2 separate regions of the Homo sapiens genome follow, and region 1 is linked to region 2. A link is a loop called in an ENCODE intact Hi-C map of the cell type or tissue named here. Cell type or tissue: thyroid gland. All regions are shown on one strand. Links, peaks and the distances in the headings refer to the core of each region. The heading gives the core; the rest is flanking DNA. Region 1 holds the start of LOC107984653 (a long non-coding RNA gene). Region 2 holds the start of LOC105370572 (a long non-coding RNA gene).

The links. Peaks named below come from ENCODE experiments on the same cell type or tissue, not always from the same donor. Only the 100,000 strongest peaks of a DNase experiment are listed, where the experiment ranks them.
Region 1: a loop joins it to region 2, with 2.1 times the contacts of the local background. A loop is called at or near these places in 23 of 110 quality-filtered maps.

Annotation. Positions count from the first base shown.
Region 1 is chr14:75,554,671-75,570,339 of GRCh38, forward strand. It overlaps LOC107984653 (a long non-coding RNA gene), which reads left to right and starts at 3,501. Exons shown (of 2, transcript XR_001750830.1): 1 at 3,501-3,536; 2 at 4,958-5,248. RefSeq lists enhancers at 5,142-5,301, 7,607-7,686. In thyroid gland, for the core only: a CTCF peak has its summit at 6,486 (motif pointing left); DNase peaks (open chromatin) are centred at 5,421 and 6,461.
Region 2 is chr14:75,506,626-75,522,294 of GRCh38, forward strand. It overlaps LOC105370572 (a long non-coding RNA gene), which reads left to right and starts at 9,221. Exons shown (of 3, transcript XR_944037.3): 1 at 9,221-9,360; 2 at 9,918-10,028; 3 at 10,766-13,149. RefSeq lists enhancers at 7,997-8,562, 10,648-10,717. In thyroid gland, for the core only: a CTCF peak has its summit at 8,859 (motif pointing left); a DNase peak (open chromatin) is centred at 7,916; H3K27ac peaks cover 1,094 bases.

The sequences.
Region 1 (15,669 bases), core at 5,258-7,757, 46 kb after region 2:
AGCCATGATTGACAATCATGTAGAAATGCAGCTGGACAAAAAGGGTCCAATTACATGATCTAGTATGAGTCACATGATCTAATACTAACAGGCTAAGCAGAGAAACCCAGCAAGACCTGTCTGTGCAGATTCTTTTTGGCCTCTCTGTGTAGCATTCCTTCCTTCAGGGTATGCAGCAGGACTGCTTCTGAAGTGAGGGTCTTATGACCACAATCAGAAAAGGGGAGGAAGATTAGGGTCCTGCTTTGCACTAGGGAAAGAAGGGTAGAGAAAAGTCAGAGATAAATTTTGTTTTTTAAGGCCTGCCTCTGAGGACTGAAGTGCCCAACATTATTAAAAAAAAAAAAAAAGACTGTAACAAGGTGTTATATCACAGAGATAAATAAGACCTCTGTGTTATCCAAACCCAAGATTGGCTGTACTCTTCTTTTGCTTAAAAAACATATATATTTAAATTAATAAAGCTTGGCAAATATAGAGTATAGACACTGAAGTTTGGAGGCCTACAAGCATTCATGAAATTTCATCTTTTCATTTTCTCAATAAAGCATCTCTCTCAATCCATTTGTGTTGCTATAAGAAAATACCTGAGATTGGGCAATTTATACATAAAAAAGATTTATTTGGCTCTATGGTTCTGCTGTCTGGAAAAAATCGGGCACCCGGTGAGGGCCTCAGGGTGCTTCCACTTGTGGTGGAGGTGAAGGGGAGCATGTGTGTGCAGAGATCACACAGTGAGAGAGGAAGCAAGAAAGAGCAAGATGGAAGGGGCTGGGCTCTTTTTAACAATCAACTCTTGTGGGAACTAATAGAGTGAGAACTCACTCAACCCCCACCCCAGGGAGAACATTAATCTATTCATGAGGGGTCTACCCCATGATCAAAACTCCTCCCATTAGCATCCCACCTCTGAGTTTGGGATCAAATTTCAACATGAGGTTTGGTGGGGTAAACATCCAAGCTATAGCAGCATCCATGTGTGGAAAGTTAAGAGCATCTTTTTTTTTTTTTTTTTTTGAGACATGGTCTTGTTCTGTCACCCAAGCTAAAGTGCATGGCTCACTGCAGCCTCAAACTCCTGGGCTCAAGCAATCCTACCACCTCAACCTCCTGAATAGCTGGGACTACCAGTGAGTGCCACCATGCCTGGCTAATTTTGTGTGTGTGTGTGTGTGTGTGTGTGTGTGTGTTTTCAATAGAGATAGGGTTTCACCATGTTGCTCAGTCTTGTCTTGAACTCCTGGACTCAAGTGATCCACCTGCCTTGGCCTCCCAAAGTGCTGGGATTGCAGGTGTGAGTCACTGCACCCAGCCAAAAGCATCTTATCTTCTTTCTCTATCTTGTGGCATGTGAAGATACTGATACTAAACTTTGCCAATCATCTTTCAACTTGCAGCCATACACATAGGTACCCATTCCTAGGGATCAGCTCTTCATATCTGGGCCATGGGAGCTGTGAAATTAGATTGCGAGTCACATTAGCACCACGTCAATCCTCTCCACCCCAACCACCATTAGCACATCTTCTCTAAGTGAAGTCAGCATTATTCACATAAAATGTTATCCATTGACTACTGGTGCACAGTGTGATTGGGGTTTATGAGTTACTCGGGGTGATTATATGATGAAGACTCAATTCTTAGTGGGGGCGCTGGAGACCTTGCACCCTCTGTCCCCCAGCTCACTTCATATCACCCTCTTTTCCTCTGCACTGGCATCTGTCCCTTCCCCAAATCTCTGCGTGCTCCCTCCAGCCCAAGAGCCTTGCTCATTCTGCTCAGCCCTAACTGAAATGCTCTTACCCTTCTAGCTCATTCATTCCTACCTTTTGTCAAATACCAGCTTGGGGAAATTTTGCTTGATTCCCAGGCTAGATCAGAACTGCAATTTCAAATAGTTTCATAGCACCTCATGCCCTTCCTTTATACCCATTAACACAGACTGAAAATTTACATTTATCTATGTGGTTATTTGGTTAACATTTGTCTCTGTGACTGGACCATCCATTCTATAATGTCAGGGATTGCCAATGTTTTGCTCACCATTGTATTCTCAGCTCCTTGCACAGTAGCAAAGAGCCTACCACAGAGTAGAAATTCAATAAATATTCATTGGCTGAATGAATAAATGGATGGATGGATGGAACACAGTGCCTGCCTTCTAGGAATGTAAAATCCAAGCCAATTATTATTCTGACGATGGAATACAAATGACAAAATAAATATTCAGTTAACATATAAAAAGTAAGAATCAATCAGATATTTTAAGAGCAGGAATCAAGGGAAGGCATGTATTCTTGTGAAGATGGTAGAGATTAGGGATAGAGTCCCAGGTGGGGCTGGAAGAGGCGAGGGCAGGGAACTGTGTCTCCTCAGTCACAGTGTTATCTAGCTTTTAGTCTGTGTCTAGCTGTCACCTATTAGACAGAGGGAAAGACCAGGATCAAAGTAAAAGCAAGTTGGAATCCTGCACAAGGCCCTGTAGAAATAGATTAGCCCCAGTCCACCCTCATCGCCTATTTTCTATTACTCCAAATCCTGCTTCCATGGTAATGGAAGCTGGTTGGCCTGCCTTGCTGGTGGTTCATGCCTCTACACCCTACAAACACGAACACAACCTACGTACTGCTGTAATTGAATACCACAGACTCAGTAATTTACAAAGAAATGAAATTTATTTCTCACAACTCTGGAGGCTGGCCAGTCCAAGAGCATGGCACCAGTATCTGGCCAGGGTCATCCCATGGCAGAAGGGTGGAAGGCAGAAGTGAGCACATGAGACAGAGAGGGGAGCAGACCAAACTCCACCTTTTTATCAGGAACCCACTCCTGCAACAACCAACTCATTCCTGTGATAATGGCGTTAATCTATTCATGAGAGTGGAGCCCTCATGAGCTAATCACCTCTTAAAGGTCCTGCCTCTCAACACTGTTTCAATGGCAATTAAATTTCAGTATGAGTTTTGGAGGGCACATTCAAACCGAAGTGGCTCCAACCCCACATTTTCACTTGGGATTGCCCTAGTGGGGACTCTCTGAGGTGACCGTTCCCCTGAAGCAGATTTCTACTTGAGCTTCCAGGTGATCCATGACATCCTTTGAAATCTAAGCAGAGGAAGCCATGCTTCTATAGCCCTTGCATTTTGCATCCTTGCAGACTTAACACCAAATGTTTGCCATCAAGGTTTACCACCTATTCTTTCTGGAGCACCCAGGCTGCTTGAGCCACAGCTGGGAGGGCTGAGAGGCACTGTGCTGAAATTCAGGGAGCAGAGAGAGAGAGTTTCACTTTGTCACCCAGCCTGGAGTGCAGTGGCATGATTATAACTCACTGCAGCCTCGAACTCCTGGGCTCAAGGGATCCTCCTTCCTCAGCCTTCCAAGTAACTGGGACTACACATGCCACCACACCCAGCTAATTAAATTTTTTTTTTTTTTTTTAGAGATGAAGTTTCACTACATTGCCCAGGCTAGTGTTGAACTCCTAACCTCAAGTGATCCTCCTGCCTCAGCCTCCTGAGTTGCTGGGATTACAGGTGTGAATCACCATGCCCAGCTTGGGTAATTTGTAGGGAAAAAAAATTATTTCTCATAGTTCTGGAGGCTGGGAAATCCAAGAGCATGGCGCCAGCATCTGGCAAGTGTTATCCCATGGCAGAAGGGTGGAAGGTGGAAGCAAGCACATGAGACAGAAAGGGAAGTGAGCCAAACTCGTCTTTTTTATTGGGAACCCACTCCAAAGATAAACCCGCTTCTGTGACAATGACATTAATCGAGGGACCCATTAATCCATGAGGGCTCTGTCCTCATGACCGAATCACTTCTTAAAGGCCCCGCTTCTCAACTCTGTTACAATGGCAATTAAATTTCAACACGAGTTTTGGAGGAGACATTTAAACCACAGCAATCATTGAGAGAAGATGACAGAGACCAGATATCTACTTACATCGTGCCCAAAACCCCCAGTGGTGACTCATGGTGGACAGTTAAATGGCTGTCCAGATAGGCCATTCACTAACCCATGAGTGAGGGCAGAGACTATCTGTGTCTTGTTTACTGCTATATTCCTAGTGCCCAGCAGAGCAGATATGTGATATTTATAGGTTTGATAAATGAATTAATTAATCATAAATATAAATAATTCATTCATTCATATATTCTCAAGCCTTGTCTACTTCAGGTTGAGAATTTTGAGTTTGGACTGTGACTAAATTACCTATGGCTCCCTCAAAGGTTTGTGTCTCATTGTTTATCCCCAGGGGGTGGGGGAACAAGTCCATAAGAGCCCTAAATGCCCAGGAAGCAGGACTGACTGGGATGATCTGGTGGCCTCAGGAAGGTCACTGCACTACTATAATGGGGATCTAGTTCTGTCTGGGTCTAAAACCTGGGGCTGAAGGCAAGATGTCACGGAATTGTGACCTAGAGCTGAGATGCACCTGATTACAGTGACCCCCACACACTTTTTTTTTTGCTACCCAGAATCCATTTCTTCTCCTTCTCCTTCTTCTCCTCCTCCTCCTCTTCGTCCTCCTCCTCCTCCCCTTTCTCCTCCTCCTCCTCCTCCCCTTTCTCCTCCTCCTCCTCCCCTTTCTCCTCCTCCTCCTCCTCTTTCTCCTTCTTCGAGATGGAGTCTCACTCTGTCACCCAGGCTAGAGTGCAGTGGAGTAATCTCGGCTCACTGCAACCTCCAACTCCCGGGTTCAAGTGATTCTTCTGCCTCAGCCTCCTGAGTGGCTGGGATTACAGGTGCATGCCATCACGCCTGGTTAATTTTTATATCTTTAATAGAGATGGGGTTTCACCATGTTGGCCAGGCTGGTCTTGAACTCCTGACCTCAAGTGATCCACCCGCCTAGGCCTCTCAAAATGCTGGTATTATAAGCGTGAGCCACTGCGCCCCGGCTCTATTACTCCTTCTTCTGACAAAGCATCTGCATTTCCTTTCTATGTGTAGAGCTGTCAATCAAGGTGTCTTCTCTGCCTTATCTGGCCAAGATACAACCAAACACCCAGACTGGGCCAATCAGACTACTGGGAATCTCGCTTTGGAGCAGAGCAAAGAAAAGACCCAGAAGATGTTTGGAGCCCCTCTACTCTAACTGTGAAGCCCTGGCCAGAGAGAGAATTCCTGTGGTGGAGAATTGTCCTGGCTTCTGCCTTGTTCTGGGCCTTGTTCTCTGGGCTTCTTTTGAATTCTGTGAGCCACATACATCCTTCCAATACATTCATTTACTGCTGATGTCAACCAGAGTAAGCTTCTATTGTGAAACCAAAAAAATGGTGACTCATTGTACCTGGGTTTCCCAGAGAGGGGGCGAGGGGGCAGGGCACTGCATCCTAATTCTCAGGGGCTAACAGGAGTAGACTGCTTTCTGAGAGGGTTTGAGGGTGTTCTGTGCTCCACCAGAAACTGGGCATGCAGCCAGAACCACACCAGCCTCTGGATTGCCCAACCTGGATACTACCCATTACTGCTTCTGGAAGGAACCCCAGGCTCTAATTTGAAAACCATCACTGGGAGTTGCAACTCAGCCTCCAGGCTTCACTCCCCATCCTCTTCAGTCCATTCTATGAGGAGCTCAGCCCATCAGCTAAAAGGCAATATTCAAAATCCAGGCCAGGCACTGGCAGTCAGAATGGGGTCGGAGCTGGAGCAGGGTGAAGGCATGCGTCTGCGTTGTTGCATGGAGGGGCACTAGGGTAGGGGCTATCAGTCAGCCAGATGTACATATTTTAATATTTCAACAGCCAGTTCAACTGCACCGGTGCGCACCATCTCGCTATCAGCTTAGCACCTACAGGACTGTGGGGGTCTTGGAGGGAGGGACTCTCCAGTGTGTTCTTGTAATTCTCCTCGCCTCTCCCTCTTCTTCCCCACCTGTCTCTGCCTCGCCAGAGGTTTGCACAGAGCAGATGATTAACATATTTGTAAATAAAAATCCCAAGATAGAAGAAAGAAAATGAAGAGGAAGAGAATGGGTGCAAGGAGGGGAAGGAAGATTAAAAAGTTGGGTCTGTTCTAAAAAAAAAATCACACCATGGACCATTCCTCCTGCCGCCTCACTCCCCCACCCCAAAGTGTTCATCTACATATGCTCATTTAAAATAAGCATTAGGGGCACCCTTGAAAGAAAAGAAAAGTGCAAAATAAAGGTGATGTATGAAAGAGTGAGGGGTCATCTTGCTAGGGGCAGGGATGATACTGGCTGCCATTTATGATCTCATTTTCTGTTCACTCTATTATTTTAGGAAAGATTATTATCCCCATTTTACAGATAAAGAAAGACTCCGAAGAGGCTAAATGGTTTGCCCAAGGTCACACAGTTAAACGTGGAGATGGGACTCAACCTCTCTTTGGCTGCTTGCAAAGTTGGAGCTATATATAGCAAGCGCAAGCGCACCTGGGGAACTCCCCACATTCCAGGATTACAGCCAGGACCATTGGGACAGCGGTCCCGGGTTGGTGCTGCCACCTAGTGACAGAGAACTGCAGAGATCAACTTTCCTCCCTCTCCTCCGTTCCCCCTCCCTCCTGCATCCTCCTTTCCCAGCTTGAGAGAGTCCTGAACCATGGCAGCCAACCATCACTTGTTTGGGCAGAAGCTTGAATACAGAGAATTGACCTCTAGATGCAAGCTGGCGCCTCATTCAGCTTCCTCACTCTATCCTAGGGCATAGCTCTGAAGAGATGTTTGGGTGAGTGACCAGGAATGCAAATCTGCACAGATTTGGGCATCAACCTGGTTTCCAAACACAAGCTCTGCAGATATTTTACTGTGAAACTCCGGGTAGCCGTGAACAGGATGTTGGCTACATCCTGTTTTAGGGTGATAACTACGTTGTACCTGCACAGTCCCAATCATTGAATACCTGCTAGCTCCCCGGTAACATGTTAATAGCAGCCTCTCATTTCCTTTTTGCCCTATCTTTTTTCCTTTTATTTTAGATTCAGGGGTACATGTGCAGGCTTGTTACATAGGTAAATTGCATGTCACGGGGGTTTGGTGTATAGATTATTTCATCACCCGGGTAATACACGTAGTACCTAATACCTGATAGGTAGTTTTTCAGTCTTCACCCTCTTCCTGCCCTCCACCCTCGAGTAGGCTCCAGTGTCTGTTTGTCTTATCTTTGTGTCCTTAGCTCCCACTTACAAGTGAGAATATGCAGTATTTGTTTTTCCATTTCTGTGTTAGTTCGCTCAGGGTAATGGTCTCCAGCTCCATCCATGTTGCTGCAAAGGACATGATCTTGTTCCTTTTTATGGCAGCATAGTATTCCATGGTGTATATGTACCACATTTTCTTTATTCAGTCTATAGCTGATGGGAACTTAGATGGGTTCCGTCTCTTTGCTATTGTGAATAGTGTCTAATTTTATGTGAAGCCCAAACACCAACACATGTTGCCCAAGCTCACTGAGCAAGGCCTTCAGCCCTGATCTTCAGACTCCAAGTGCAGTGCCCTTCCTACTCCGCTGCCCTGTGCTGTGCCCCGCTCCCCCACAATTCAACTCACCCTGTGAAACCTTGTTTTTGTCAGCCTAGTCATCCAGACATGATGACTCAAGGGTCGCTGTGGAACAGGCTGTCAGGGGAGGACCTGTGTCAGCACAGTGGCTTTCTTGACCTTTATGGCAGTGGGGAGTTACCTCAGTCTAAAACGTGTGGCTGCCAAGTGACTTCAGTCTCAACTGAAGCACGGACATGATCGATGGGCAGATAAGGAAAGCCATTCCCACTCCCTGAGCTTTCCACACCTCCTTCAGCGTCTTCTCTCTTCTCCTAAGTCCAAGATCACCTGGAACATAGAAGCCACGGGTTAAAATTTTTCATTCAGACCTGGCTCTCAGAATCTTGTTGCAAATGGAGAATAAAGGGTCACCTCTAGAAGGCAAAGTGGTCTCACCAAATATGTGCCTCACCCTGTCCACAATTAATCTAGTAATGTCTCTGTCTAGTCCTGCATAATTTGTGTCAGGAAATCCACTTTAGTTACCCATAGTGATGAAATAAACACAACAGTCAGATCTGCACCTAGCACAGTGTATATAGTCAGGGCAGATACTAGGTGACAAGCTCGAAGTAGATTTTTAAACCTGAAATGTATAGATTATCCATCTAAACCGTGATTTATTTCATCTGGGGGTCATTGGGCTGCTTTGACTATCTGATGAAACTGTGGACTCCCCCGCCTCTCCCTTTATAAAACATGTTTCTTTTTTCTTTCTTTCTTTCTTTTTTTTTTTTTTTCGAGACAGAGTTTCATTCTTGTTGCCCAGGCTGGAGCACAATGGCGTGATCTCAGCCCACTGCGACCTCCACCTCCTAGGTTCAAGTGATTCTCCTGCCTCAGCTTCCCAAGTAGCTGGGATTACAGGCATGCACCACCACGCCTGGCTAATTTAATTTGTATTTTTAGTAGAAACAGGGTCTCCCCATGTTGGTCAGGCTGGTCTCAAACTCTTGACCTCAGGTGATCCACCCCCTTCAGCCTCCCAAAGTGCTGAGATTACAGGTGTGATCCACCATGCCCAGCCAAAACACATGTGTATTAATCAATTTGGATGATATGATTTCAGGGGTTTGCAGGATTCTGAAACCCATTCGTAGACCCTTAGATAAAAACTCTTCATCAGTCAACACAGCAGTCACCCAAGACTCAAGAAACAGAGCTGCTGGTAGCAAGCATGGCCCAGGACATCGGCATTGGATTGGAGTGCAGAAGCTCCCAGGTCGCCACAGTGTGGTGAGCCAGGAGGGCCTCACACTCCCAGGAGAAAGCCTACTCCACGTGAGGCAGAATCTTTGACTCGGGCCGTTTCCATCTGTCCACTCTGACACAATGTGTCATTAATGGTGAGCAGGAAGGAGTGGAGACGAAGGATGCAAAGAGGTTCGGGAACTGGATGAAGATTTATGTTATGTACATTACTTGATAACATTTTTTAAAAGGTTGAAAGCTTAATAGATTTTTTAAATGATGTACTCTAAAGATGTCCTTCTGATTATAGGTGCGGTTGCTCACACCTGTAATCCTAGCACATTGCGAAGCCAAGGTGGTTGGATTGTTTTGAGTTCAGGAATTGGAAACCAGCCTGGGCAACATAGTGAGACTCCGTCTTTACAAGAAGAAAGTTAAAAAAAATTAGCTGTATGTGGTGCATTCTTATAGTCCTAGCTACTCAGGAGGCTAAATTGGGAGGATTTCTTGAGCTCAGGAGTTCAAGGCTGCAGTGAGCTATGATGATACCACTGCACTCCAGCACAGGTGACAGAGCAAGATCCTGCCTCTTTAATAAATGCTTGAAACGCTTCAACAGCAAACAAATAAATAAAAATGTCTGTTTAATAAACGCTTTCATGCTAAAGTAGCCACGTGTCCTCTGAGGGCCGCAAATGCAGGATTAGGCAAACCTGTGTGAGATGACTGGCAGCCAGGGAATATGATCCTCAGGACATATGAACCTTTCTGCCTGCTTTCCCAAAACAAATAACCTCTTTTATACCTTGACTGATGACTGAAATCCTATTCTTAGAACTTTGTTCCTATGATGTAAGGTATTTATCACCCACCAGGTGCCTGCAAGTGCCTTGGTTTGGATTCTAAGTTGAAATGAGCCCTATTCCTTTGCAGCTCTTAGGAATCAGCTTGCCTCCCCTGATGCTTCTCTTGCACCTGCTGTCCATTCCATTTGCTTATTGATTCATTCATTCAACAAAATGTATTGAGCACTGACTTGTGTGAGACACTCTGCTAGGGAGTAACCAAGGGGCGAAGAAGAAAGCAGACCCAGCACCTGCCCTCATGGAGCCTACAGTCTGCCAGGGGAAACAAACACCAAAGAACTAATTATTCTATTTTTATTTTTTAATTTATTGAAACAGAGTATCACTCTGTCACCAGGCTGGAGTGCAGTGGTGCCGTCTTGGCTTACTGCAACCTCCGCCTCTTGGGTTCAAGCAATTCTCCTGCCTCAGCCTCCCGAGCAGCTGGGATTACAGACGTGCACCACCATGCTCAGTTAATTTTTGTATTTTTAGTAAAGATGAGGTTTCACTATGTTAGCCAGGCTGGTCTCGAACTCCTGACCTCAAGTGATCCACCCGCCTCTGCCTCCCAAAGCGCTGGAATTACAGGTGTGAACCACTGCGCCCTAATTATCCTAATTAAATAATGACAATTGTGGTAAGTGCCATGCAAAAGAAGCATCAGGAGCACATACACTCAGAACATGTGACCGATTTCAGGAAGGAAGTGACATTTCAACTGAGCCTTGAAGGAGGAGTAGAGTGAAACAGATGAGGAAGGCAGGGAAGAGCATTCCAGGCAGAAGGAAAAGCATGTGCCCAGGGTGGCCAGCATGAAGCATGGAGATTCTATCTCCTGGCCTGAGGAGCCTAGTGAGGTCCCCAAGTAACTAGAAAGATGGTCCTACCTCTTCCTAACGTCACCACCTCCAAAAGTTCTGGTGCTGTGTCCTACTTCACGGAAGGAATCCCCCATTTTTCACAGCTGGTGACCCACTGCAATCATCTGGCACAGCCCTACCCGCCTACCTGCCAGCACCCCCAGACCTTTCCTCCAGGCTTTGCCAGGAAACCACAGCAGCCTCCTAACTGCCTCTTTGTCTACTCCACATAGCAGCCAGAGAGATTCCTTTATAGCGCAAGTCCGCCACATCACTCCTCTGCTTAAAACTCCTTCAGGGCTTCTGGCCTCACTCAGTGTCCACATCCTAATCAGAGCCCACAAGGCCCTGCAAGATTTGACCCCCACTTACCTGTCTGAGCCCTTCTCCCACCAGCCCCCTGTTCTGTCTCTCTGCTCCAACCACACTGGGATCCCCGCTGTGTCTGGCCACACCAAGCACGTTCCTACCTCAGAGCCTTTGCACATGCTGTTCCCTGTGCCCGGAACACTCTTGCCCCAGATATCCATTTCCTCCCTTCTGCTCAAATGTTTTTTCCCTAACCACCATCTCACTCTTCATTGTGCTACCTCACATGATATTATGACACTTGTTTATCCATAGACTGTCTTCTCCACAGGATTATAAACTTCAAGAGGCTCAGGACCTTGTCAAGATGTTCACCATTATTTCCCCTGTGTTTAGAGCAGCACTTTCACATAGGGCTAACAATATGTTTTTATTAACATTTATGTGTTTATTTTTGAGACAGGGTCTTTGCTCTGTTGCTTAGGCTGGAGTGCAGTGGTGTGATCATGTCTCACTGCAGCCTCAACTTTCCAGGCTCAGGTGATCCTCCCATCTCAGCCTCCCAAGTAGCCAGGACCACAGGCATGCACCACCATGCCTGGCTAATTAACAATATGTTGAGTGAATCAATTAATGAATGGGTGTCACCACCCCCAGCACCACCCCACCCCCATCCTGCCTCCTCCTCATCCCTCACTAACTTTGGCAAAGGGGATGGAAGGAAATGCATGATGTCAAGACCCCATAATTCTTTCTGGTGCCCCCAAACTTTCCCAACACATTGGTCAGGAGCAGGTCTTCCTTCCTTCTTTCCCCTTCCTTCCTTCCTTCCTTCCCTCCTTTCTCTCTCTTTCTCTCTGTCTTTCTTTCTTCCTTTCTTTCTTCTTTCATTCTGCCTATCTTTTTCCTGCAGTAGGGAGCAGGCTTTAAATAGCCATGGAGAGGGTGGGAACATGTCAGCTTCTAAAGGATGTGCGTGTCTGGGACACAGAGGGAAACACCTCCTTGCTTGGTATTGGGGCCCAGGCACAGAGGTGACACTGAGTCCCAGCTTGTGTGCCACCAGGACTGTGAAGAGATGGAAACAGGTTATGTAAGTACTTTTGTGTTTGTTGTGGTTATCTGATTCACAGGCAGAGCTGAGCCATACTAACACATGACATTAGGTGACACACAGCCGTTGCCATCGCGTGAGCCCAGTGACTGTTTTCTGTCTGGGGTTATACCCACTCCTCTAGCTCAGCATCACCACCCACAGGCTACCACCACTGCTTCTGCTGCATCTATAAACTATCTGTACTATTTTTTACTCAGCTTTTAAAATGGACTCATTTTTATGACTTGAATACATGCATTTCAAAAGGATACTAGGAGCTAAGGAAGACCAACAGACAGGTGTGACAAGCAGGACAAACCTGGCCCCCAAGAAATGGCCGCGTGCAGAGGTCGAAGGCAGAGGCCTGAAGGGAGAGGAAGGCAGGAGCCGCCCACTGGGTGAGGGAGTCCCGGTCCCAAGGGGCTGAGCAGAGGGAAGGAGGAAGGGGGAGTAGGTGAGGTCCTAGGACTCTGGGAATCTCATGGGACTTCCAGGCCTGGGGAGACTGGGAGTGGAGAGTGGGGTGAGGGAGCTAATTGTGACGTGTTTTTGGTGCGTGTGGGGTTCAGGTGAGGCGAGGATGTGACTGAGACAGAGGGCACAGCCTCAGGGCAGAACCAGGGGAACCAGAGGAGGTGTGGGGGAACAAAAGTGGGATGCAGTTTAGGGAAGGAGTACTGAGGAGTTGGGTACAGCGAGAGCCACAGCGCAGAAAAGGACCCTAAAGAGTGAAGCACGGCCGGGCGCGGTGGCTCACGCCTGTAATCCCAGCACTTTGGGAGGGCAAGGCGGGAGGATCACGAGGTCAGGAGATCGAGACCATCCTGGCTAACACGGTGAAACCCAGTCCCTACTAAAAAAAATATAAAAAATTAGCCTGGCGTGGTGGCGGGCAACTGTAGTCCCAGCTACTCGGGAGGCTGGGGCAGGAGAATGGTGTGAACCTGGGAGGTGGAGCTTGCAGTGAGCCGAGACTGCGCCACTGCACTCCAGCCTGGGTGACAGAGCAAGACTCCGTCTCAAAAACAAACAAACAAACAAACAAAAACAGTGAAGCACTTTGGAAGGCCGAGGCGGGAAGATCCCTTGAGCCCAGGAGTTCAAGACCAGCCTGAGGAACATAGTGAGATCCCATCTCTACAAAAAATATTATAAAAATTAGCCTGGTGTGGTGACATGCTCCTGTTGTCCCAGCTACTTAGGAGGCTGAGCTGGGAGGATTGCTTGAGCCTGAGAGGGCGAGGCTGCAGTGAGCCTGGATGACTAACTACTAGCCTGGGCTACAGAGCAAGATTCTGTCTCAACAAGAGAAAAAAAAAGAGTGAAGGGGAGCAGGGCTGGGGGCAGGCCCGTGACAAAGTGGAGACTCTGGTGGGTGAGGGTGTCGAGGAGGGACCGCCCTGTGTGAGCCAGAAACGGGTTTGGAGGGAAGGGGAGTGAGGAACGGAGTGGGTGCTGGTTGGGTGTCCCACCACCCCAGGCAGGGCTGGCTGGGGACTGGACAGTGAGTATGATGGTCTCTGCTGGCAGCTTCTCTGTCGCCCACATGCCACCTGAAGTCATCTATGTATACACTCCTGCTCTAAAGCAAGGAACATCAGTCCACCTAGGACTTTGGAGGTCAGAAAGACAGAAACATATTCTACTACCCTATTGGGGAGATAGAGTTCCTGGGAGCCTTGGTGACTAAGAAGCATGTTAAGGAATGAAAAAAAACTCAAGGAAGACCAGAAAGGCAAACTGTCATACAGAGATCTGTAAAAGCAAGAAATAACCGCGAAGACACAATGCTGGGTTTTGGATTTTAGAGTCGTCTGCAGAATCACATCGATTATGGTGCACGAGAAATTGCACAGACACAGGAAGCCCTCTAAGGTGGTGGTGCTCCCGAGTCACTACTCTGGCCAATGGGATGGGCCTTATTCAGGTGGATGGGGCTTTCAAGCACTGAGAGGGTAGGGAGTTAGGTTCTCTGTTTCTAAAGGCACTTGGGGCGGGTGGAAGGCATTGATTGTTTATCTGCCTGGTTAGTTGCCCCTCTCCTTCTGGGAACTGCCCCTCCTCCACTCCAATACGGATCCCCCTGGGGAGCTGCCCTGTTCTTATGCGGCCTTTGCCACCACGGTCATGGTTGATGAGGCTGGGAATGGGCATCTGGGAGTTTGTATTTAAGACACAAAGGGCAGCTTCTCTCGGGCAGCTGAAGCTGTCATGAGGTGTAATGCCAGGGCTGCTGGCTGCCATGTTTTCTGACAAATGGAGAAACTAGCCTTTAGGAAGAGAGAAAATGCAAGCTGGCCTGCAGGGAACATGGGAGAAGCCGAGCATCCTGAATGTGTTGCAGTCCTTGGTTCTCTCTGCTCTTCTGCTACTTGACCACCAACTCCTCTTGAGGTCTCTGAGAACCTCACCTCCCCCAGCCGCCGATGTTCTTCAGATGTACTATCTCTGAGCTTAGGCTGATGAAAGCTGAGCGTCTGTCATTTGCAATCAACTCAGCAGTGAAAAGAAAAAAAAAACCTGGGGGTACAGTCAGCACTTTCGGTTTTCTCATCTGAGACACTAGAACACACTTTCAGGGACTACTCGGGGCCCAGGGAGGCTGATGGCATCAGGGGGACTTCACACAACTACTGACTTAAGCTTAAAGGGAACCCATAACTATCTGGGTTTTATTTTGGAATTGTTTGTTTATTTCTAATTCTTCTGTTCACAGAATTCAGGGGAACCTGAGCCAAGTGTCCTACCTGTAACCTTGAGGAGGCACCATGCCAAGGAGTGAAAGATGAGGTGAGGAACTCAGGACGCCTTACTTTCCATAGAATTTGATGATTGGATTTTCATGGGAATTCACACTCTGAATTGGAAGTAGGTTCTCTGGCCTCTTGATCTTGTGGTGACAGAGGTCACTGTAGGGAAGGGGTAGAAGGAAGAATAAAGGAATGAGGAGGAAGAGAAGAGCAGGAGGCACGGGTACACAGGCACCTGTCCTTGACAGCCTCGCTTCCCTCTGCGGAAGATCTCAATGTCGAAGCTGGGATTCTCCCTCCAGATGGCAGCTCCATCTGCCCAGCTGGTCACATCTGAAACCCAGGCAGGGCATTCTCCTGACCCCTCCCTCTCCATCCTCCTGCAATTCCAGTCTAGTCCACCCCCATCTACCCCTGCTCACTTCTCTCCATTGTCTTGCCATTGCCCTCATTCAGTTCACAAATTCCATTCTCACCTGAGTGACCATAGCAGCCTCCTAAGAGGGCCATCCCCACCCAAACTGGATTTGCCACAAGCCCAGCTGGAGCAGTCTGTACAGGAGACAAATCTGACAATGTCCTTCATCTGCTTAAAACCTCCCAACGGCTCCCCTTTGCTCCCAGGATAAAGTTAACAAACAAAAACAGAAAAGCCCTCAATAAGGCCCGTGCAATCTGGCTGCTGCCTCTCTCTCCAACCACGTTGGCTTTGCTTCTCACCCTCACTCTGCTCCAGCCTCATTGGCTTTGTGGCTTAAAAGGGCCCTGCTCCCTCCTGGTTCAGGGCCTTGCACATTCTGTTCCCTCTTCCTGGAAAGCCCTTCCCCCCTCTTTCACCAAGTTAAGTCTCACTTTTATTTTATTTTTATTTTTATTTTTTGAGATGGAGTCACTCTGTCACCCAGGCTGGAGTGCAGTGGCATGCTCTTGGCTCACTGCAACCTCTGCCTCCCAGGTTCAAGCGATCCTCCTGCCTCAGCCTCCAAAGTAGCTGGGACTACAGGCACCTGCCACCATGCATGGCTAATTTTTTTTGTATTTTTAGTAGAGACCGAGTTTCACCATGTTGGCCAGGCTGGTCTCGAACTCCTGGCCTCAGGT
Region 2 (15,669 bases), core at 7,367-9,866:
TATACAAGAAAATGTAAATGTATATTTTGTTTATAACAATTTTTATTTCCAATCTGACTTAAAAGATAACTGCAAAAAGTAATAACTATAAATATGTGTTGATGGACATATAGTAAATAAAGAAGTAATTTTATGATAATATTAGCACAAGTGAAGAGGAGGAAAATGGAGTTATAAAGAAGTAAAGTTTTGTAATTATTAAAATTAATAATCTACAAACTTAAAATTAAAGTTTGTATTCACCTGAACTATATTATTCTAAGCTGTTAATTGTAATCCCCAGGGCAACCATTAAAAAAAAACAACTCAAAAAATGTGATAAAAGAAATGGCAAGTTAGTTAAAATAGTACACTAGAAAATATCCATGAGACACAAAAGCAGGCAGTAATGGAGGAATAGAGGCACAAAAAAGACATAAGACATGTAGAAAACAACTGGCAAAATGGCTGATATAAATCTTACCCTATCAGTAATTACATTAAATATAAATAGGTTAAATACTCCAATCAAAAAACAGAGACTGGCAGAATGGATAAAAAAAAATCCAACCAAATGCTGTTTATAAGAAACATATTTTAGATTCAAAGACATAAATAGGTTGTATGTAAAAGGATGGAAAAAAACATAAACGATGAATACAGTATTTAAAAGAAAGCTGAAGTAGCTATGTTAATATCAGACAAAAATCAACAAATGTTACTACAGCAAAGAAGGACACTTGACAATAATAAAAGGGTCAATCCATTAAGAAAACTTAACAATTATGAATATATATATGCAGCTAACAATATAGTCCTTAAAATAAATGAAGCAAAAACTCACAGAATTAAAGAGAGAAATAGACGATACAAGAATAATAGTTGAGGCCGGGTGCAGTGGCTCATGCCTGTAATCCTAGCACTTTGGAAAGCTGAAGTGGAAAGCTCCTGAGGTCAGGAGCTCGAGATCAGCCTGGCCAACATGGCAAAACCCCATGCCTACTAAAAATATAAAAAACTAGCCGGGCCTGGTGGCAGGCGCCTGTAATCGCAGCTACTCAGGAGGCTGAGGCAAGAGAATCCCTTGAACCTGGGGGACAGAAGTTGCAGTGAGCTGAGATCGCACCACTTCACTCCAGCCTGGGTGAAAGAGTGAAACTCTGTCTCAAAATAATAATAATAATAATAATAGTTGAAGACTCTAATACCCCACTTTCATTAATAGATGGAATGACAGAAGATCAACAAGGAAATAAAAAACTTGAACCTAAATCAGACATTAATAGAATATTCCACTCAACAACAGCAAAACACACATTCTTCTCAAGTGCATCATGAAATATTTTCCAGAAGAGACCATATGATAGTCTCAATAAAGTTATAAGGGCTGAAATCATACAAAGTATGTTCTCCAATCACAGTGGAATAAAATTAGAAATCAATAGGAGAAAATATGTGGGAAATTCAAAAGGATAGGGATATTTTAAAACCACTCCTAAAGAACCAATAGGTCAAAGAAAAAAATCACAATGGAAATTAGAAAATACTTTGAAATTAATGAAAACAAAACACAACATACCAAAACTTATGGGGTGAAGCTAAAGAATGGCTCAGAGGGAAATTAATCACTGCATACAAATATGTTAGAAAAGAAGAAAAATCTCAAATCAATAACCTGATCTTCCACCTTAAGAAACTAGAAAAAGATCAAACTAACCCAAGGGAAGCAGAAAGAATGGAACAATAAAGATAAGAGCAGAAGAAAGTGAAATAGAGAATATAAATGTAATAGAAAAAAATGAAATAAAAAGTTGGTCTTTGAAAAAATTAACAAGTATGAAAAACCTTTAGCTAGTCTGATGAGAGGGAGAAATAAGACTTGAATTACTAAAATAAAAAATAAGAGAAGGAAAATTACTGTTGACCTTACAAAAATAAAAGGAATTGTAAGTGAATACTATGAAAAGTTGTATGCAAATAAAGTGGATAATCTAGATAAGATAGACAAATTCCTAGAAAGACACAGCTACCAAAACTTAATCAAGAAGAAATAGAAAAATCTGAATAGACTGAAAATAAATAAAGAGACTGAATTAGTAATCAAAAAATTGTCAAAAGGGAAAACCTGGAACCAAATAGCTTCACTAGTGAAGTTTATCAAATGTTTAAAGAAGAATTAACACCACTCCTTCTCAAACTCTTTCACAAAGTAGAAGTGGAGGGAACACTTTTCAATGTGTTCTATGCAGCCAGTATTACTCTGATACCAAAGCTAGAAAATAACACAAGAGTACTAAAGGCCAATGTCTCTTATGCATATAGATGCAAAATTCTGGACAAATTACTAGTAAATTGAATCCAACAACATATAAAAAGGAACATACATCATGATCAAGTGGGACTTAGCTCAGAAAATAAGATCGATTCAACATATAAAAATCAATGTAAATATTGGTATTTACATATCAATTTACATATTGATATTTACATATCAATATTACTATATTAATACAATAAAGGACAAAAATGACAGAATTATTTCAATATACACAGGAAGGCATTTGACAAAATCTAACTGCTTTTTATTAAAAACCACTTGAAAAACTATGAGTAGAAGGGAACTTTCTTAACAAAGAACATCTATGAAAAACCCACAACTAGCATTGTGCTTATTAGTGAAAGACTGATCAAAATCTTTCCCAGTAAGACCAAGAACAAGACAAGGATATCCTCTCATACACCACTTCTATTTAACATTGTGCTAGAAGTCCCAGCCAGGATAATTAGGCAAGAAAAAGAGAGAAAAGGCATCCATGTTGGAAAGAAAAAAGTAAAACTATCCCTATTTACAGATGAGATAATCTTGTATATAGAAAACCCTAAGAAATCCATCCCCCCTAAAAAATATATTTTTACATATTATTAGATTCAATATATATCTATTAGAGCTAATAACAAGTTCAACTAGGTTGAAAGATATAAGAGCAATACACAAAAACTACTTATTTCTGTATACGGGCTATGAATAATACAAAAATGAAATTGAGAAAACAATTCTATTTATAATCAAAACAATTTATATCAAAAAGAATAAAATACTTAGGATGAAATTTAACCAAAGAAGTGCAACCCTTATACATCAGAAATTGCAAAACAAAGAAGACTAAAAAATAGTGGGAAGATATCCCTTGTTCATGGATTGGAAGACTTAATATTGTTAAGAAGGCAATGTTTCCTGAATTGCTCTACAGAGTTGATGCAATCTGTATCATTTTCCAGCTGTCTTTTTGGCAGAAATTGGCAAGCTGATCTTATACAATTCATATAGAAATTCAAAGGTTCTGAGTAGCCTAAACAATTTTGAAAAAGAAGAACAAAGTCAAAGGACTCATACTTCCCAATTTTAAAACTTACTACAAGACAGTGTGGAACCAGCAGAGGTAGAGACACATATATCAATGGGAGAGATTTCAGAGCCCAAAAATAAACCTTCACATTTATGATCCATTGATTTTTGACAAGGGTGACAAAATTACTAATGAGGAAAGAATAATCTTTTCAATAAATGGTGCTGGGACAACTGGATATCTACATGCAAAAGAATGAATTTGGACCTCTACCTCACACCATACAAAAATTAACTCAAAATAGATCAAAGACTTAAATGTAAAGCATAAAACTACAAAACTCTTAGAAGAAAGTCGATGTAAATCTTTGTAACCTTGGGTTAAGCAATGGCTCCTTAGATATGACACCAAAAGCATAAGCAACTAAAGAATAAAAATAGATAACTTGGGCTTCATCAAAATTTAAAATGCTTTACAAATGATATTATCAAGAAAGTGGAAGACAACCACAGAAAATATTTGCAAATCATATACCTAACAAAGATCTAGTATCAAGAATATATAAACAACTCTTACAACTCAACATTTTAAAAAATCCATTTTTAAAATGTGCAAAGGATTTGAATAGACATTTCTCTATATATACTTGAATATATATTATAGGCAATAAGGATATGGAAAGAGTTTCAACATCATTAGTCATTAGGCAAATGCAAATCAAAACCACACTGAGATACAACTTCACAACCACTAGGTGATTATAATAAAAAAGATGAATAACAAGCATTAGTGAGAATGTGGAGAAACTGAAACCCTCAGATATTGCTGGTAGGAATGTAAAACAGGGCAACTGCTGTGGAAAACAGTCTGGTAGTTCCTCAACAGTTAAACATAGAGTGACGTATGATGTAAAAGAATTGAAAACATATATCCACATAAAAACTTGTACACAAACTTTGTAGTAGCCTCATTTGTAAGAGTCAAAATATGGAAACAAACCAGATGTTCATCAACTGGTGACTGGACACAGTGTAGTATATCTATACAATGGAATATTATTGGGCCATTGAAAGGAATGGAGTACTGATACATGCTACAACACGATGAGCCTTAAAAGCATCATGTTAAATAAAAGAAGCCAGTCACAAAAGGCCACATATTACATTATTCTATTTATGTAAAATAGCCAGAATGGGCAAATTCAGAGACAGAAAGTATATTACTGCTTTCCAAGAGCTGAGGGGGAGAGGAATGGGGAATAATTGCTAACAGGAACAGAGGGGTTTTTTTAGGGTGATAAAAATATTCTAAAATTAGATAGTGGTAATGGTTTCACAACTCTGTGAAACTCTGTACACTGAATTGTGTACTTTAAAAAGTTAAATTTCATGGTTTGTGAATTGTATCTCAATTTTAAAATACACTAAAGAAGTATGAACAAGTAGAGTGCATTCCAGGAATGCAAGGTTGGTTTAACATTCAAAAATCAGTTACTATAATTCATCATAATAATAGAATAAAGGAGAAAAACTATAAAATTATATCAATAGACTCAGAAAAGGCCTTTGTTATTTTGTTAAATGACAAAATTCAGCACATATTCAGGATAAAGGGTCCCAACACATTAGAAATAAAAGGGAATTTCCTTAACCTGACAAAAGAGCATCTACAAAAAAAACCTATAGCTTACATTATATTTAGTGGTAAGAGACTGAATGCTTATCTCTTAATATCAGGAACAAGGCAAGGATGTGTATTCTCAAAACCTTTATTCAACATTAAACTCTACAAAAAGGCAAATGTGTCTGGGTGCAGTAGCTTATACCTGTAATCCCAGCACTTTGGGAGGCCAAGGTGGGAGGGTCACTTGAGGCCAGGAGTTCAAGACCAGCCTGGGCAACACAGAGAGACTACATATTTACAAAACATTATTTTAAAAATTAGCTGGGCCTAGAGGCAGGCACCTGTAGTCCTAGCTACTCTGGAGGCTGAAGTAAGAGGATCGCTTGAGCCTGGGAGCTTGAGGCTGCAGTGAGCTATGATTCCACCACTGTGCTCCAGTGCCTGGGGAACACAGTGAGAACCTGTCACACACACACCAAAAAAAAGAGGCAGATAGGTTGGAAAGGAAAAAGTAAAACAGTCTTTATTCACAAACAACATAATCATCTAAGAAAATCCTAAGGAATCTACACAAAAGCAACTCAAACTAACAAATAAATATTGCAAGGTTGTAAGAAGTCCCTTCTAGGTATACACCCCCAAAAAGTGAAAGCATATGTCCCCCAAAAGACTTGACATGAATATTCAGTCACTTTATTCAGAACAATCAAAACCTGGAAACAATGCCATTGTCCAGCAACAGGTGAACAGATAACAAATTGCCCCTGGAGGAGGCATCTTTGTTTGGGCCTTGTAGCTATAGAACCTTTACCCTGTGGAGCAGGAGAGGGTGGAGATGCAGGTGTGGGAAAGGTAGGAGACACTAACCCTGGCCTGGAGATGTCCAGCTGAAGAACAGAGAATGCTTGGTTGGGAGGTAGAGACTTGAGTTGCTCAGCAAAGTAGGAATAAAGGTAACAGGGCTGTGAGATTTGGGAGCAGTAACAGAGAAAGCCTCAGAAGGGAAGGGGTAGACAGGCACAGAAGGCATGAGAAGGGTGACTTTCGAGGGAAACTGTAGAAAGAGGATTTTTTGATTTTTTTTTTTTTTTTTGAGACAGAGTTTTGCTCTTGCTGTCCAGGCTGGAGTACAATGGTGCAGTCTCAGCTCACTGAAACTTCAGCCTCCCAGGTTCAAGTGATTCCCCTGCCTCAGCCTTCCTAGTAGCTGGAATTACAGGCACCCGCCACCATGCCCGGCTAATTTTTGTATTTTTAGTAGAGACGGGGTTTCACCATGTTGACCAGGCTGGGCTTGAACTCCTGACCTCAGGTGATCCACCCACCTCAGCCTCCCCAAGTGCTGGGATTACAGGCATGAGCCACGGTGCCTGTCTAGAAAAAGGATTTTTATAGAAAGTTGGTATGTGATGTTATTCCCTTTTTCCCTTTTCTTTTTTTTTTTTTTTTTTTGAGACAGGGTCTCTCTTGTTGCCCAGACAAGAGAGAGTGCAGCAGCATGATAACAGCTCACTGCAGCCTTGATGTCCCAGGTTCAAGCAATCCCCCCACCTCAGCCTCCAGAGTAACTGGGACTACAGGTGTGCACCACCACATCCAGCTATTTTTTAAATTGTTTTTAGAGGTGGTCTTGAACTCCTAAGCTCAAGTGATCCTCCTGACTCAGCCTCACAAAGTGCTGGGATCATAGGTGTGCACCACCCCATCCGGTCTTACTCTCTTTTTTTCAATATTTCTATTGGATGAGACTCTACTTGGATAATCCCAGTTTTATATGGGTTACATAAAACAAATATTACGGCAGTAATAGCTAATAGGCACTGTATGCTTACTAGGCACTAATCATTGCACTAAGCAATTTAAATACATTCAGTGGTATGAGGTGGCACCATTATATAGATGAGGAAACTGAGGCACAGAGTTTTAAGTGATTGTCCAAGATCACAGAGTTATGAAGCGACAGAGCCAGAACATTGGATTTCATATTGAAACCCAAAGCTAAGAGGCCGTTTTCGTGTTCCTGCTTTCCTCCTTGACCATGTCTCTCTCTGTATGCTGTCAGGGTTGAGTGAGTGAGGGAAGGATGCTGAAAAGTCATTTGGTTCAGGCCTCACATTTTCAAAGCACTTAACTCCAGTGAGGCCGTATATCCAGCCTGAGATATTTAGCCGGGCCTGAGAGATGAGGAGATTTACCCAGCTTTTGAGTTACTTTCCATTTATTGATGCTACCACCTCCAGAGACCCAGGAATTAAATACTCATATAAATTCCATCATTTTCTGGTTGTAGTATAAGTACATTACTTTTAAAACATACCATATTTTTTGTTAACCTTATTTTGATATATCTTCATTTTTAATCTGATGGGAAACTGAAAAATGGAGTGGCCTCTCTCTCAACCTTTGAGAGGCCTCACTCCCTTTCCTACTGTCTGAAAGGTGCAGGAAGAGGAGGCCCTGCAGGAAGCAGCTCTGATGCCCACTCCGGCTGCTGCCAGTGGCTGGCTGGATGTGCTATCAGCATGGCCATACCCACAGGTTGAAGTAGGTCAACAACCTGGGGACCCAGAAGCTGCGTGGTGCAAAGTGCATCTATCCGGAAATTTCCTGAGCTTCAAGGGGGTTTATAAGGCAGCCACCAGGCCCAGACTGACCAAGAGAACAGGAGCTTTGGATGCATGTTCTTTAACCCAGTGGCTCTCACCTGGGGCGATTTAGCTTCTCCTCCCCGTAGAACATCTGGCAATTCTAGAGACATTTTTTTATTTTCACAACTTGGGGTTCTACCAGCAACTAGTGGGTGGAGACCAGAGAAGCTGCTAAACATCTTACAATGCACAGGATGGCCCACCGCCACAAAGAATTATCCGCCCCAAATGTCAAGAGTGCCACAGTTGAGGAAATGTGTTCTAACCCTCTGGGGCTGGCCTTATGAAGCGCAGCCACACCCCTCCTAAGAGGCTTCCTCCAAGGCTGCAAAGCCTGAGAGGGCTGGACTGTAGGCCACTCCGCCGCGGGATTTCCCCTTCATCACCTGGCCACCCACTCTGGCCCCCTTACTGGAGGGCTCCGCCCTCAGGTAAATGTTTTCCCTACTTGTTTGGGAAACTTTGAGAAAAATCCCCTTTAGCCATCTTCTGAGCAGTGAAGATGTACCATGTGTGCTTTTTCCACCAAAAAAACATTAAAGCGGCTAGGGGATTTTTATTATTTTAGCTCAAATAACTAAATAGTGGCAGCCAACTCCTTTAAAGGCGACTGTCAGCCCTCAAAGGGGCGCTCAGATGGAACTCAGAAAAAATTAAAAAAAGAGTGAGTTTAGTATCAGTGGATCAGGGGAGTGGGGATAACCTGGGAATTCTGGTCTGGTGGGGCAGGCGACACAGACCGAAGGCCTCCGCCCACCCCCAGCCTCAAGCCCCCTCTGCGTGGGGCCCCTGGGGGCCTGGGGACATTTGCATGTACTCTCAGGAGATTCTCCTTTCTTCTCCCTGGGTTTCATCTTTAATAACTAGATGATGGGCTGTTGGGGAATGCAGGGCCAGCGCTCTAGGAAAGTGAAACTGCCTTGCAGAGGGAAAGCAACCCACTGTGGCCCCGAAAGACCCAGACCGCCAGCGGCCCCGGGCAGCCGCCGAGGGCACCGGCTCACACTTCCTGCATTTCACAAGCTCTTGCTTGGCATGCATTGATGACTTGAACTGGGGGGTTAACCCAAAAAGATCAAGTGCGAGCTCAAGGCGGATGATGAGAACAGATTCGGGGCTGGTTAACCTCAGAGAGCGGGAGTCCGTTGGTGCTAATGAGGCCAAGGGAGCCCGGCTCCTTTCTGCCCCCAGGCAGGTGAGAAAGAAAGAACGGAGACGAAAGAGGGCCCGCTGTGTCTACTCCTCTTGGCCCAGAAGCCCAGCTGGACCCTGAGGCCACAAACTGCCCCCTACTGGAGAAATCGCTGCAGGATTTCTCCTCCATCAAATCGCTGTGTCAGAGCCAGTTGGGGGCTTTTAAAAGACGCCCACGCTCAGGCCCGCACCAGGCCACCTACACTGGAATATCTGAGGCTAAGTCCCAAGCTAGAATTTCCCATCTTCTTTCTGGCCTTGGGAGATTTTGCATCTCCTTCCAGGGAAGGAAGCCTGACTTCTGAAATGATTCTCACGAAGGAGAAGTGCTCCGTTCTGCAGTGAGCCTGGCCAGGGGGGCCACACCACAGACTCCCAGGAGGCTTCTGCTCTGCGTGGTTCTTCTGCTCTCGTTTCCTTAACGATTGGGCCAGAGCATCTCTGCTCTTGTAAAATAGCAGGCAATTAGATCTCGAAGTCTTTGAAGTGGGCAGATTCACCAGGCGTTGGACTGAAGTTTCTATTTGTCCTGGCACTGAGAATAGCAAAGGAACAGGGGGACTGAACTGGTAAGGATATAGCAGGTTTGTTGCACTTTTAAAAAATATGTTTTCAATTACCTTAAGAACCCATTTATGTGCAGTATATCCTGCTGCTGATTTTGAACAAGGATGATCCAATAGGCACTGGTATTAAAACGCTGAAATAGAGGTTGACAAGTAGCTGCTTCCCTAAATCCTTGGAGTTTCCTTCCTCCCTCCTTCCCCTCCTTTGGCACCAACCCCCTTCCCACCTCCCCAAGATCCAGCAACTAAAAGGTTATTTGCTTGGCACGGCAGGGAGTAGGGGCTGTGCTGAATGGTGGGAACCCACGCTACATGGGTTGTCAGCTGTGTCACCCCTAATTAGACATCATTTCAATCTACTCATGAAAGCAGCTTGCTGCAGGACTCTGTGCTGGCCATATTTAATTAGAGCAGTATAAGGTTTTTTTTTTTTAAGTTAAAAACTCATATTGTATTGCCCATGTACCAGAGACTATTCTAAGAACTTTACAAACATTAACTCATTTGATCCTTATAACGACCCTATGATATTGGTGGTGTGATATCCTCCCGTTTTCTAGGTATGGAAAGAGGCATAGAGAGGTGAAGTCTCTTGCTGATATCTTCTAGACCGGGCTGGCTGCAGGGTCTGTTGCTCTCAACCAGAGGAAATAGAACCATGAAAGAACAAGGTAGGGTTTTCCTCCTTCTGCCAAACTGAGATTCACAAAGTGGACTCTAGCATTCTTCCTCTCTGCCATTCCCTCCCACCAAATTTACACCTGGGGAAACAGTGGCCCAGAGAGGGAAGGAGACCTTCCTACAATCTCAGAGTCAATTGGGGGCAAAGCTAGGACCAGAATGCTGCCTCTCAACTCCCCCTCGACCTCATATCATATTGCTTACATCCAGCTAAATGTCTCCTCAGAAATCAGTTGGGGAATATGGTGATTTTAAGTCCATAAATTCTTTATTTAATACTCCTCCCTCTAAGAGGTAGAGACTCATTTGCCTCCCCTCAAGTGTGGGCTGGACTCAGTGCTCCATTCTACTTTTTTCTTTTAGGTCAGCCTGTTGCCCAGGCTGGAGTGCAGTGGCTCAGTCTCAAATCACTGCAACCTCCGCCTCCTGGGCTTAAGTGATTCTTCCACCTCAGCTCTGCCCAGCTAATTTTTTGTAGAGACAAGGTCTCACCATGTTGCCCAGGCTGGTCTCAAACTCCTGGACTCAAGCAATCCTCCTGCCTCGGCCTCCCACAGTGCTAGAATTACAGGCATGAGCCATGCCACCCGGCCCCAAGAGTAGAACAAAGATGGAGGACTAGGTCATAAAAGACACTGCAACTCCTCTCTCTCTCTCTCTCTCTCTCTCTCTCTCTCTCTGTCTCTCTCTCTTTCTTTATTTCTCTCTCTTGTTGTTCACTCTCCAGGGAGCCAGTTGCCATGTCATGGGGAGGACACTCAGGCAGCCCCGTGGGGAGACTCATGTGAGGAGGAACTGAGATGTCTTGCCAACATCCATATGAGGGAGCCATCTTGTAAATGAATCTTCCAGTCCCAATCAAGTCTTCAGATGACCAGAGCCTCAGCTGATAACTTGGCTGCAGCCTCATGAGAGATCCTGAGCCAGAACCACTCAGCCAAGGTGTTCCTAGATTCCTGCCTCTCAAAAACTGTGTGAGATAATAGATGCTTATTGTTTAAAGTTGTTTAGGGTAACTCATTGTGTAGCAATAGATAGCTGAAACAGGAGGCTCTACATTTACTCTTTTTTTTTTTTTTTCTTGGAGACAGAGTCTTGCTGTGTCACCCAGGCTGGAGTGCAGTGGGGCAATCTCCGCTCATTGCAATCTGCGCCTCCCTGGTTCAAGCAATTCTCATGCCTCAGCTTCCCGGGTAGCTGGGACTACAGGAGTGCGCCACCATGTCCAGCTAATTATTTTGTATATTTAGTAGAGACAGGGTTTCACCATGTTGGCCAGGCTGGTCTCAAACTCCTGACCTCAAGTGATCTGCCTGCCTTGGCCTCCCAAAGTGCTGGGATTACAGGCATGAGCCACTGCACCCAGCCTACCTTTATTCTTAAAATGCCATAAATGCACAGAGTGTTTTGAGGAGTCTTTTATCCCAAAGTATTCCAACTATATTTCTTTTAAAAATTTAGGGCAATTAAGGCATTTTAATGCATGTGACCCTCCCCGCCCCACATTCCCCCACCCTTCATTATTTCAAACTGGAGTGGTCTTTTGAATTTTTTCCTGAACGTGTTTCCAGAAAGTTTATACCAAGTAAAACAGCTATATCCAAGTTCCTAGTAATTATTACAGCAATTACAAGGGTTCCAAGCCTAATAAAGTAATCTAAGGGCAGGAGGTTTGGAGGTATGGTTATTTCTTGGCATTCTTCTAATGACAGCCTGGAGCTGAGTAGCATCTTGGCAGTTGTCTACTGTTTGAATACGTTAGACTGCTCCCAACTCTGTCACTTGCTAACTGTGTGACCTTGGGCAAATGATCGAACTCTCTGTGCCTTAATTGCATATAAATTTTAGAATCTAATTATGATACCTGCTCTGTGGAATCCTGGGGAAGATTAAAATGAGATGTGGTAGAGCATGGTGCTTATAAGCATTGAACCAAATTGCCTGAGTTTGAGTCCTAGCTCCAGTGACTTTTCTAGCTGTATGATCTTGGGAATGTTACCTAATCTCCTTGTGCCTCAATATTCCACATACATAAAATGGGGTGAGGTGGGGAAACGGTGCTTACCTCCTGTGACTGTCATGAGAATTAAATGGAGCCAATTCATATACTATTCCCGGTACACAGTAAGTAGCATATGGCAAGGATGCTAGGTATAGTTGTGCAGGTTGTTCACTGTTCAAGGGCTCCAACCTGAGAGGTCAAGTGAGGGCTTGCCAGGCCATACGCTTTGGTATGAGGTTGCCTACCTAGAGGTGGCGCTGTTTTCTAGTTTGTACCAGGCCCTATATCAGCCAGCTGTCAGCATAAGGGTTTGTAGTATCCAGCAACCACTACCTTAATACTATCTTTAGGCTTTAGGCTGATGTTCACTGAGCGCATGCCAGTTTTATTATAACTGTTACTTGGTAGCTTCCTGGAGTTCTCCAGGATAACATCAGTGGGATGTGTATATCCCAAACCTTGCCATTACCATTCAGATACAATGCTGAAAATCAAATAAAAAATATTAGCAAGGTAAAAAGTTTAAAATCCTGCAGGACAATATTATATATTGCTTAGGCATACATACAGGTTTGGTTCAAGTATAGAAAAATGCATAAGAATGATAAACCCCACATCTGGATAATGGGTTACCTGGGGTGGGGAGGAAGCGGAATTAGAAAGGGATGAAGGAAGCTTCGGCTCTATTCATAATTTATTTCTTCAGCTTAATGGTGGCTACATAAGTGTTTATTATTTTTTAATCTTAAATATTTAAAAATAATGTATAATTAATACTATTAAATAAGACCCGTCTTTTTATGTAAAAACTAATTTTGCATTTCTCTCATTAGTCTCTGTTAAATATTAAATCAGTACATTGATTGGGAATGACAGAATCAAGCAATCATTCATTCAACAAGTGTTTACTTGTTGAATGATAGGATGTTCAAAGAGCTAAGAACTTCATCCATACGCTGTAATACTTAGAACGCTTGTAACATTTATAATAACCTGTTTGGTTATTTGACTATGTTTTCTTTTTTCTGTGAGAGCAGAGTCTCTGTCTTATTCATATTTAAGAATTCTGCTCTGTAATAGGTGATAAATAAATGTTAATTTAAACCGAATGAAACATAAATATGACTATTATTGTCCTGAAAGGGCTTTCAATACACTAGGATAATGCAGGTCATAAGTGCCATAAATGAAGAGCAAAGTGAATTCACTTATGCATTCATTCGTTTGAAAACCATTTACTCGGCATCTGTTAGGTACTGAGCATATGACTATAAACAAGAGAAACACAGACTTTGGTTTTTACAGGGCCCACTTCTCACCACTTTCATCACTGTCTAACTGGCCTATGCTGCCAGCATCTTTTGTTTGGATGGTTGCAGTAATCCAATACTGAAATCCTGACTCATCTCCCTGCTTCCACTTTGCTCCCCTATCGTAAAATCTCAACTGTGTCCAGAGAGATCCTCTAAAAACCTAAGTCAGATCATGTCACTCCTCTGCTCTGACACCTCCAATGGCTTCTCATCTGTAGGAGATTGTAGAAATTGCCACAATTAGTTAAATTTTTCCTATCGAGAAGTGAAGTCTGTTTCTCAACTCATTGAGTCTGAACTGGCCTTGTGACTCTCCTCGGCCAATAGAATGTGGCAGGTTCTGAGTTCTGTGCTAGCTCTGAGCCTGGGTTCCATGGGGCTTCGAATGCTTCTGCTCCTACTCTTGGAATCCTGCCACTATCAAATAAACATGCTCCGACCAGCCTGTTGGTGGATGAGAGACCATGTGGAGGAGAAATGCCCAAGGCAAAGCCAGGCCAGACCAGTCAATTATCAGCCAACCTACCAGCTGTCTGAGGACACATGACCGAGCCTAGCCGAGATCAGCCTAGCCCAGCCTATCCCCAAAGAACCTTTCAGATGACCCACAGACTCATGAGCCAAATAAATGGCTTGAGTCATCGAAGTTTCTGGTAGTTTTTTGGGCAGCGAACACTGATAGACTATCTCATTTAGACAAAAAGTCAAGCTTCTTTTTACTAACTGTATCCTCAGTACTTAGTGCCTGGCACATGGTAGATGCACCATGAACGTTTGTTGAATATATTAATAAAGGTGTAAATGGTTTTAACATTCTATTGAGGGAAACAGGAAAAAGATAAATCAGTAAACGAATAAAATAAGTATAAAATTGGGTAACTGCTATGGGAGAAATGAATAGTAGCTGAGGTAGAGGATAAGAATGAAGGTGGAAGGGGAAACCCTCCATGGGCTCACTGTGTCTTTCAGAATGAAAGCTAAAATCCTGATGTTGGCCTCTAAGGCCCTCCCTGACCGGGCCATTACCTCACTGACCTCATCGCCTGCCACTTTTGCTGCCTCTGATATCCAACTACCTGGCCCCCCTGCTCTTTTTCCAATACTCAAGCACACTTCCACCTCAGGTCCTGGAATGTCCTTCCCTGAGACACTCACCATTCACTCCCTCTCTTTCTTCGAATCTCTGCTCAGGTATCCCCTCTTTGGGCAAGGCCCTTCTGACCACCCAGAATTCCCTAACCTCCAACCCTGCTTTATTTTCCTCCATAGGAAAGGAATTTTGTCTTACTTAATTTAACCTTAGGGCAATATTGTCTTAGTCTAGAAATTCAGCTCATGGATACAAAAATCCTCTAGGAGCCGTAACTTCCTGTCAATCCTAAAATTTAATAAGGCAAATGTTTGGCTTCGAGCCATACTGGGAATAAGGTAAGGCCTTTTGAAAAAGCCACGATGCCCAGGTGAGGGTTGAATTGATCACTGAGAACCCTACAAATGCGCTCATGGCAAGGCTGGGAATACCCTACACTTACCCTCTCGGTCATTTACTTCAGAGTCTGCGGGGCATTCTAATCCGCGTTGTCATTTGCTTTGTGCCACATTCCTAAGAGGTAGGCAGGGCAGGTTTTATCATCCTCTGTTTACAGATGAAGATAATGAAGGTCACATAGCTCAAGTGAGCTACCCAGGGCCACAGACATACAAAGTGGTAGAACCAGAATTTAAATCTTGGTTGGTCTGACTCCAAGTGTAGTATTTGTTTCACTTTTTCTTTCTTTCTTTCTTTCTTTTTTTTTTTTAACTGTTTCTGCATTCTGGGTTCTGACCAGGTGACCTTGAATCATAAAGATTCAGGGCCTGTCTTGAGCTGCTCAATATGGAAGGCATCTTTTCTCTAAAGAGTGTGAGCTCCCTGCCAAGCAGCACAGGCGCTTAATAGGCTTTCAGAGCAGCAATTCTAGAACCTCCCTTGTGGCTTTCTGATCTCCCACAGCCCTTGTGTTTGATGGTCAGGAAAGGAGAATACCCTTGGATCGTCTTATCTCCAGACCACCCCGAGGCTGGCTGGACTTAAGGGGTGAGGAAAGACAAGATGGGTGAGCAGCTGCTTTCGGCTGAAAACCAGAAAGAAATCCCAGTGTTTTTGCTTTATTTTGGTTTAAAAATCAAGTCGTATGACAATGGAAACATTTTCCTGGTTGTCCTCTCCTCTCTGCCCATGTTGACAGAAGACGGACTTGCTAATTCTGGCTGGGGTTTTTCCCTGCCTGGGCTGTTTTTCTCTTTTATCTTCATCAATTGAAGAGGGCTGCTGTG